Linked DNA regions of Homo sapiens: region 2 is linked to region 1. A link is a contact called in ENCODE Hi-C or POLR2A ChIA-PET data. All regions are on one chromosome and are shown on one strand. The core of a region is the stretch at or near the end of the contact, and the rest is flanking DNA. Distances in the headings are between cores, read along the strand shown. Region 1 holds the start of B9D1 (B9 domain containing 1). Region 2 holds the start of ULK2 (unc-51 like autophagy activating kinase 2).

What was found. Hi-C counts contacts between places; a loop is a spot of excess contacts on that map. ChIA-PET counts read pairs that join two places held with the same protein, here RNA polymerase II (POLR2A). Pooled maps may share reads with other maps.
Region 2: a loop to region 1 is called in a map of naive thymus-derived CD4-positive, alpha-beta T cell, with 6 times the contacts of the local background. The contact joins the promoter of ULK2 here to the promoter of B9D1 in region 1. A Hi-C loop is called at or near these places in 1 of 168 maps with a recorded cell type or tissue (naive thymus-derived CD4-positive, alpha-beta T cell) and 8 of 50 pooled maps. POLR2A ChIA-PET finds 5 or more read pairs at or near these places in 2 of 52 experiments (activated CD8-positive, alpha-beta memory T cell and activated naive CD4-positive, alpha-beta T cell).

What each region holds. Positions count from the first base shown.
Region 1 is chr17:19,359,936-19,364,177 of GRCh38, reverse strand. B9D1 (B9 domain containing 1) reads left to right here and starts at 1,455. Exons shown (of 7, transcript NM_015681.6): 1 at 1,455-1,671; 2 at 3,790-3,858. The coding sequence starts at 1,609. LOC105371573 (a long non-coding RNA gene) reads right to left here and starts at 1,401. Exons shown (of 3, transcript XR_934302.4): 1 at 1,007-1,401; 2 at 668-698. RefSeq lists enhancers at 986-1,055, 612-1,396, 1,856-1,995 and a silencer at 1,546-1,815.
Region 2 is chr17:19,865,372-19,869,929 of GRCh38, reverse strand. ULK2 (unc-51 like autophagy activating kinase 2) reads left to right here and starts at 1,994. Exons shown (of 27, transcript NM_014683.4): 1 at 1,994-2,602; 2 at 4,102-4,194. The coding sequence starts at 2,513. RefSeq lists silencers at 1,941-2,530, 2,611-2,790 and an enhancer at 2,369-2,877.

The sequences.
Region 1 (4,242 bases), core at 206-2,705:
GTCTTAAACTACTGGGAGCCCCCAGTTATTCGATAACTACAAGCATTTTGCTGAAAACTAACTTGTGTGCAACACCGAGCCTCAAAGGCCAAAGGGAGGAAATAATTGGGTGAGACTGATAGAATGTGTGGGAGAAAGCACTTTAACTGGAAAGAGATGGACAGAGCGGGGGAAGAAGGGAGTATGACCCCCTCTCCAGGAGGGGAAATGGGCCCTGTCTTGGGCTCTGGGTGCAGCACTTGGGCCACCAGCCCACCCATCCCCTCCCCCAGCTGCTCTTGTCAGATGTGTGAACTGGTTACCCGCTGCCTCCCTCCCCTGATCAAATATCTTTGCTCACTAGGCAGGGGGTGGTTCAGTGGGTGCAGGCTGGGCTGAGACTGCTCCTTCCCTCCCTCGTGCAGATGGTTGATGGGACTCCCCTAGTCTGCTCCCAAGCTAGAAGCTGCAGAATGTGATGACCTGGGGTCCCTGCTCGGAGCCTGGCCTCCCGGGAGTCTACACACCTGTGAATCCCTTCATTTCCTGGATCCAAGATAATGTCTCCAACGTCTCCTTTGACACCTCTGCCAACAGATGCTGTTGGGGCTGGCCCAGGACAAGACAGAGGCAGTGAGGGTTGTTAGCCTCTGGAGTCCTGGGTTTGAATCCTGACTTAGCTACTTACCTGCCTTTGCCATCTGAATCTGTTTCCTCCTCTGTAAAATGGAGATGTCTTCAATTATTCATTTATCAACAAGTTAGTAGTTACCAAGTGCTTACTCTGTGACAGGCCACTAAGATACAAGACTGTATCTTGACAGATTCGTGGATTTTGGCTAGCAACTCCCCTGAGCGCTGGCTGATTGGGGTGCCAGGCGCCGCCCGCTGCGGGCCTCAGTTTCCCCAGCTTCGAACTAAAGAGCGATGGCTTGGATGTAAGGATTCTTGAGGTCCCTCCCAAGTTTGTTTAATAAACTTTTTCGAGGGCAAGCGTCTCCAAGCCACAGGGGCGCATCCTTTTCACCTGCTTGGACGCTGCTTGGCCCCAGCTGGGGAGGCTCCTCCGAGCACCCGGCATTCCAGAGTTAGCCCCGACAGCTGTGGTCACGTCGCCCGTGCTCTGCAGCGCCTCCCTCCGCGTCCTCGCGGTGGGGCCACAGCGACATCTAGTGGCTGAATGTATTTTAAACACTCGGCTTGCTGAGGGCGTGAGTCGGAGCGCTGCTCCCCAGGACTCAGCTCTCATTCGCCTCTGCGCTTCGGCGGGGACGGGGAGCCGGGCCGAGTCAGAGTGAACACACACTCCCTGCGCGTGCAACTGAGTCGAGCGGTAGGGCTGGCTTTACCCGACAGGTCAACGCTCCCGCCCCAGCTCTCGGTCATACCTGCCCTAAGGAGGGGTGGAGCCTCGGCGTGGATCCCCGCCCCTTGTGCCCCGCCCCCTTATAACGGCGCCCGTTCACTGCGCCTGCGCATGCCACACGCGCACTCGCGTGGCCTTCGCGAAGGTGTCGCTGCCAAGAAACGTGTCCTGCGCGCTACGCCGTCTGTTTCTAGGGCAACGCCGGCGTCTCTTAGCAACCGCGCGCGGCCTAGGTGGGTCCCCCCGGCACCCCCAGACCTGCCATGGCGACCGCGAGTCCTAGCGTCTTTCTACTCATGGTCAACGGGCAGGTGGAGAGCGCCCAGGTGAGCGGCCGTGGACCCCGCCGGGGCCCGCCCCCCAGCGTCCCCCGGGGCCCTTCCCGCAACCCCCCGGGCTGCCCTGTGGCCCCCGGAGAGCCACGTCATTCCTCTGAGCCTCTCGGTTAGGCGGGGGAGGGGAGCCAGCATTGGAGAGCTTGGCGCGAGGTTGCCCGGATCCTGAGTCCCGATGTGCAGGAATAGAAGCAGACCTCGAGATGTTGAGCTAGTACCGAGGTCACACTCGGGCAAGCCTGTGGGCCCTCGCACGGGTCATGCCCACTTGCTTGGATCACTGGCAGGAGCCTCCTGGGGTTAACGCGAGGAGCCGAGGCTTGGCCGAGTTTCCAGCATTTGCGCTGTGTCCCGTGTGGAGTTACTGTCCCGCGTTCTGAATCCCCAGATCCTTGAACTCGGGTTCGAATCCAACCATCCAACAATGGTGGTGGCCTGGAATTGACCCAAGGAAGGTGTGCCTGCTAGGCCCGAGGGACGCTATTCCCCATCCCCCTACACTTTAGAGGAATCATTTATTGTAAATATAAACCAACGCTCACCAAGTCCTCAATATGTCCCAAAGTCGGTGCTCCGCACTGGTCCACCCTTACAGCCTTACCAGATAGGCACTACTAACACCCCCATTTTACAGCTGGGGAAATATACCAAAGGAACTGGCCTGTCTGGGAATTGAACCCACGCCTATCTGACCTCAAAGCTTCACTACACTGTCCTTCCAGGCTGTTGGAGGTGGTGTTTATTATTATTTTATAATATTATTGTGAGGATTGACTGAGACGGTTTGGGTAAGGCTCTGACAGGGCCTGATGCTTTGTAGGTGTCTCCTGCCTTCCTATTTCATCAGGGATACTACTCCATGCTCCCACCCTGTCCGCCTCTGCCTTAGCCTAGTGCCTAAGACCGTCTTTCCCCACTCTCCTGTCCTTTCCTATTAGGGGCTCTCGGCTGGGCTGAGTCACATGTGTCTGTGCTCTCAGCATCAGCGACCCCCCCGCCACACACACACTGACAGTCACACTGTTCCTCCCTGCTCTGCTCTCAGCACCTCCCTCTTTTCAGGGCCTCAGCTCCAGCCTTGCATATGATGGCTTCCTGGGTTCTCAGACCTTTCACTTCAGCACCATTCCCTTACACCAGTGGTCCTCAACCTTTTTGGCACCAGGGACTGGTTTTGTGGAAAACCAGGTGGCGAGGGATGGTTTTGGGATGATTTGGGGACATTACATTTATTGTGCACTTTATTTCTATTATTACCTTGTAAATAATAATGAAATAATTATACAACTCACCATAATGTAGAATCAGTGGGAGCCCTGAGTTTGCTTTCCTGCAACTAGATGGTCCCATCTGGGTGTGATGGGAGACAGTGACAGATCATCATGCGTTAGATTCTCATAAGGAACATGCAACCTAGATCCCCCACATGTGCAGTTCACAGTAGGGTTCGTGCTCCTATGAGAATCTAATGCCGCCACTGATCTGACAAGGAGGTGGAGCTCCCGTGGTCATGCGAGCAATGGGGAGCAGCTGTAAATACAGTTGAAGCTTTGCTTGCTCGCCTGCTCCTCACCTCTTGCTGTGTGGACCCGTTCCTAACAGGCCACGGACTGGTTGAGGACCCCTGCCTTAGACCTTATCTGTGCCCAGCCCTGTGCCAGGCAGTGGGGACACAGAAAGGCATTAAATCTCTTCTCTACTCATGGTCTAGAGGAACTGACAGACTTAGACACAGGCAATCATTGCTTTTATGGAGGGAAGCACGGGGCTAAGGGAGCCAAGAGGAGACCTTAAACCAGCTTGAGAGTTAGAGCAGGCTCCCTGAAGGGTAAGTTTTGAAGGGTGAGCAGGAGTTTTCCGGATGAAGTAGGAAGGACAAATCAGACAAGGCAGAGCCTGAGCAAAAGCCAGGGGCCGTGGCACCTGGGAGTCTCCCGTGGACTCCCGCTTCTTGGTCCTCAGCCTCTCCTCTGAACACATCTCCAGCCGTCTCTTAGACCCACTCCCAGGTGTCTCACGTTCAGAATTCCCCTTGGCTGCACCTGCCTAGCAAATGCATTGGCCTCAGCATGAATACCAGTCGACAGAATCTGTCTGTGCTTTTTTCAGTTTCCAGAGTATGATGACCTCTACTGCAAGTACTGCTTTGTGTACGGCCAGGACTGGGCCCCCACAGCGGTAAGCTGGACTCTTGGGCCTCCCTTACCGCCTTCATGACTTTTGGGGTTTCTGAAGGTGTCATATCCTTCCCCTCCCCATTCAGAACAAGTTAAGAGGTAGAGACTGAGTTCAGGGGAACCCAAACATGAGTGTTCCTGGTAAAGCGGGAGCAGAGGACACAGCCATGGTTGGACTCCCTGATCCATCCACCAAGACTGCACTCAGAAGCCCTACCCTGTGAGCTTCCCCGGGGCAGCAAAGAGCAACACCTGCAGTAGGAGGCAGGCCCCAGTGAGCCAGCCTGGACGTGGCTGAGCTGTGGACACTCTGGCCAGTCCGCTCACCATTTGGCCTCTCCTCAGCCAGTGGGGAGGACCTGGAGTAAAAAGACAGAGTAGGAGC
Region 2 (4,558 bases), core at 745-3,244, 510 kb before region 1:
GGTCAGGAGATGGAGACTGTCCTGGCTAACACGGTGAAACCCCGTCTCTACTAAAAACATACAAAAAATTAACCGGGCGTGGTGGCGGGTGCCTGTAGTCCCAGTTACTCCGGAGGCTGAGGCAGGAGAATGGCGTGAACCCGGGAGGCAGAGCTTGCAGTGAGCTGAGATCGTGCCACTGCACTCCAGTCTGGGCGACAGAGCAAGACTCCGTCTCAAAACAAACAAACAAACAAACAAAAAACCTTCATGTGGCTAGGTGAGGTGGCTCACACCTATAATCCCAGCACTTTGGGAGGCCGAAGTGGGCGGATCGCTTGAAGTTGGGAGTTTTGAGACCAGCCTAGCCAACATGGTGAAACCCCACCTCTACTAAAAAAAAAAAAATTAGCCGGGCATGGTGGTGCAGGTCTGCAATCCCAGATACTTGGGAGGCTGAGGCAGGAGAATCACTTGAACCCAGGAGGCGGAGGCTGCAGTGGGCCGAGATCATGCCATTGCACTCCAGCCTGGGCAACAGAGCAAGACTCTGTCTCAAAACAAAAAACAGGCCGGGCGTGGTGGCTCACGCCTGTAATCCCAGCACTTTGAGAGGCCGAGACAGGCTGATCCCTTGAAGTTGGGAGTTTGAGACCAGCCTGGCCAACATGGTGAAACCCCATCTCTACTAAGATACAAAAATTAGCTGGGCGTGGTGGTGCGTGCCTGTAATTCTAGCTGCTTGGGAGGCTCAGGCAGCAGAATCACTTGCACTTGGGAGGCAGAGGTTGCAGTGAACCAAGATTGTGCTACCGCACTCCAGCCTGGGTGACAGAGTAAGATTCTGTCTCAAAAAAAAAAAAAAAAAAAAAAGTAAACAAAAAAATAGACTGTAGAGAATCTTTCAGTGAGGTAAGGAATCATCTCCATCCATTTTTGGGTGTATGTGCAAACTTGCTTAAGTTGCTGTCAACTTTTGAAGGCTCCAGATTTTCAGTGTCTAACACAACCACCTGGGCCAGATGTAAGTAAGGACAGGATAACGTAAGCGTGCACAGTAGCAGAAGCAGAAACTCAAGGCCCTACGTTTTGAGCGTGTGAGGAAGGAGCGTTCTCTCAGAATCCTGGAGCTGACTCTGTCATGGTTCAGAGATCAGCTTGCAGGGACAGGCAGTGGCAGTCGAGGTGGTGACAGACCCCAAAAGCACATACCCTATACAACCGAACACACACTCAAGTGTGGAGCCTGCGTATTCCATGGTAGTTTCAAGCATATTGTTTATTAAATGGTTTCATAAGACACTTCTTTGCGGGAAACCTGACAATCTGTTCCTTGTCACTTGGACAGCTTTAACAATCAGGTAGAAAAGAAAGCTCCCTTCGGCCATGTGAAGTAAGCCCGAGGTCAAACTAGCCTGACACTAGGAGCTCCCAGGAGAACCTTGAAAACGTGTGCGATTCTGAGTCGGTGTGCAGAAACGATTCTCTGCGAAGAGGGCCCTGAGCTGTCACCAGCTTCTCGCAGTCAAGGGACCCCCAAAAGGTGCAGAATCCCGCCTGTCACCGTCCCTCTAGGGATCCTAAGCGAGTAAACCCCGAGAGGCGTCCGAAGGCTGGCAGTTTGGCAGCGTGAACTCTGGTTTTCCAGAGCGCGGGCAAAGCCTGGAGTAGCAGTTGCTCCTTTGCTCTGGCAGGAATCTGGGGGTCTACCCTGCGCAGATAATCCCGTCCTGCCTGCAGCTGGGGTTCAAGACCCGCTTCTCTGAAGTCCGCCTCCCAGCGGCCTGGAGCCCGGGGCGTGGTCGGCTCGAATCTGCTCCCCAGGCCCAGAACGGAGCCCGCAGCCCGTAACCCGCTGTGGCCGCAGCGGGTCGCGCCCTTCGTCCCCGCCTCAGGAGCGGCCGAGGATCTGCCCAGCTGCGGGCGCCAAGCCCTGGCCGCACTCCTTTCCCCGGCGGAGGGAGCCGGCTGGCGCTGCGGCCTTCAAGGCGCGCGGACGTCGCGGAGGGCAGCCAGTCGCGCGGGAGCGGGTAGCGCGCGCGAGGGCGTTGGGCGCCGCCGCGAGGCGGGGAAGCGCGGGGCCGCGGCGGTGCGGGTTCTAGGGCGGCGGCCGTCGCCGTCGCAGCAGCGCCCCGAGCGGGGAGGGCCGAGGAGGCCCGACGAGCTGGGGATGGAGAGTACCGGGCCCCTCACTGCCTCAGAGCGCGTGTGCGGCTCTGGGCGCGCACAGTGACGGTGACGGCACCCCTGGCCCGGCAGCGCCGAGGCCGCTTCGCCAGACAGCCAGCGGCCGGCGGCAGGCCGGGCCATGAGCGGCAGGGGCCGGGCCGGGCCTCGCTGACCCTGGCTCCGCGCGGCAGCTTCCCCAGTTTCCGCTCCGGTCTCTCGGCATGAGAGTCCGCCCGGGCCCGGGGCTGCGGCTGCCCCAGACCCGCCGCACGCTGGCGCGCTCCGGGCCCGCGGAGCCGCGGTGCTGATACCTGCGCCGCACTGCGCCGCCCGCCCGTCCGCTGTGTGCCCCGGGGGCGCGGCCATGGAGGTGGTGGGTGACTTCGAGTACAGCAAGAGGGATCTCGTGGGACACGGGGCCTTCGCCGTGGTCTTCCGGGGGCGGCACCGCCAGGTGAGCGCCGGCCGGGGCGAGGCCGGGCCCCGGGCGGCAGGCACGGGGCTAGGTGGTTCTGAAACTTGGCGCAGCCGCGAGCCGAGACCCCCGACTCGGCTAGCCGCCCGGGTATGCTATTGTGCGCGCAGCCCGTCTCGCCGTTTGTTTTGGTCCTGTGAGGGTTGTTGTGAGGCCCAAGCCTCTGGCAGCGCTCCGCCTACCGACCGGCTGCTGCTGATCCTCCTGTGTGCCCGGGGCCCACCCCGCGGTCCGCCCGCAGGAGCGTTTGCACCCAGGTTACCCTGGACCCAAAATAGACGGTACTGCACCGTGCAGACTCGAGGGTTGGGCGTGAATGGACCTTTGGTTTTTTTCCCCGTGCCCAGGGCTGGTCACTTTTGAGGTTGATAATTACAGACCCAGCGGAAAATGGGCGGATGTCCCATTAGCCTCAGGCTTTCGCAGCCTGGGAGGTGTCACCTTTCCCAGCACTGGTCCCCTGCACCCCGAAGAGCCCCCGTACCGTTTTCCCCCCCGGAGTCAGATAGACGAGCTCCGGGTGAGAAAGGTGGTTGGACAATTCATTTTCAATCACCTTGAACATGAAATCACCTTTAAGCCTTAAAAAAATTGTTTTAAGCCTTTGCTGTTTCGCAAGTACAGTTACACGAGGTTTTAGAATCTAAAGAATTTGGAAAGGCATATCGGGAGTGGAAATAATCTTAAAGGGTGTGGCAGTTCTGATTGTTGCCCAAGGGGCGTGTTAAAAGTGGGCTGACTTTGTTGCTTATCGGATGAAGTAATGCTACTTTTCTTATTTATTTATTTATTTATTTTTGAGACAGAGTCTCGCTTTGTCGCCGAGGCTGGAGTGCCGTGGCGAGATCTCCGCTCACTGCAACCGCTGCCTCCCGGGCTCAAGCGATTCTCCTGCCTCAGCCTCCTGAGTAGCTGGGATTACAGGTGCCCGCCACCACGCCCGCCTAATTTTTTTTTTTTTGTATTTTTAGTAGAGATGGGGTTTCACCACGTTGGCCAGTGTGGTCTTGAACTCCTGACCTCAGGTGATCCGATCTGCCCGCCTCAGCCTCCCAAAGTGCTGGGATTACAGGTGTGAGCCACGGCTCCCGGCCTACTTTTCATTTATTAGGAAAATAATTTAGAACTCAAGCACGGTGTAATCCTTCCAAGCTAACAAATAACTTTTCAATTAACTGTATCACCTTCCAAGTTTATTTCTACATTTGTCCATAACTTTGAAGTGGTTGTGAACTGTTCTTTTTTCATTTAATGTTAGTTACCATGTGGACTTCATATTTGTTATTTTTAGAAGTTGTGTTGTAGGATCTTGGCATATTGCACTATAATTTATGAAATCACTTTCCAATTATTGAAAATAATTCCATTTTTCCCCAATGCCGTACATTTATTTGCCAAAAACACCTTCGCGCTTGTAAATTTTTTTCTGTTATTTATGTGGAATGGTATCTAGGAGTAACACTGTTTTTCCTTTTCAGAAAACTGATTGGGAGGTAGCTATTAAAAGTATTAATAAAAAGAACTTGTCAAAATCACAAATACTGCTTGGAAAGGAAATTAAAATCTTAAAGGTATGTTACTTTATGTAGTAGTATTCATATAAGGTTAAAACTTAATTTAAATGAATACATGCTGCCATCCTTTTCAATTTTGGTAGTTGGGTCCAAGTTTGAGAATTTTCAACTGTTGCTCTCCTTTTTGCATGCTCACTTTTTTAAAACATTGAGTACTCGGAAGCTATTTTTAAGAACCAAAGCTCAGAGGGATTCTGTGAAGACTGAGTTTAGCTTCTCATCATTTCTCTTTTTCCTAGTGACTGTGTTGTTGTTTGAGAAGAGGGCCAGGCAGACCCATCTTGTACATTGTTTTTACCTCTCCTGTTGTCCCCTTTCATGTTACTACTAAGTTTTTTGGGGGGAGTAGGGGTGCTTGGGG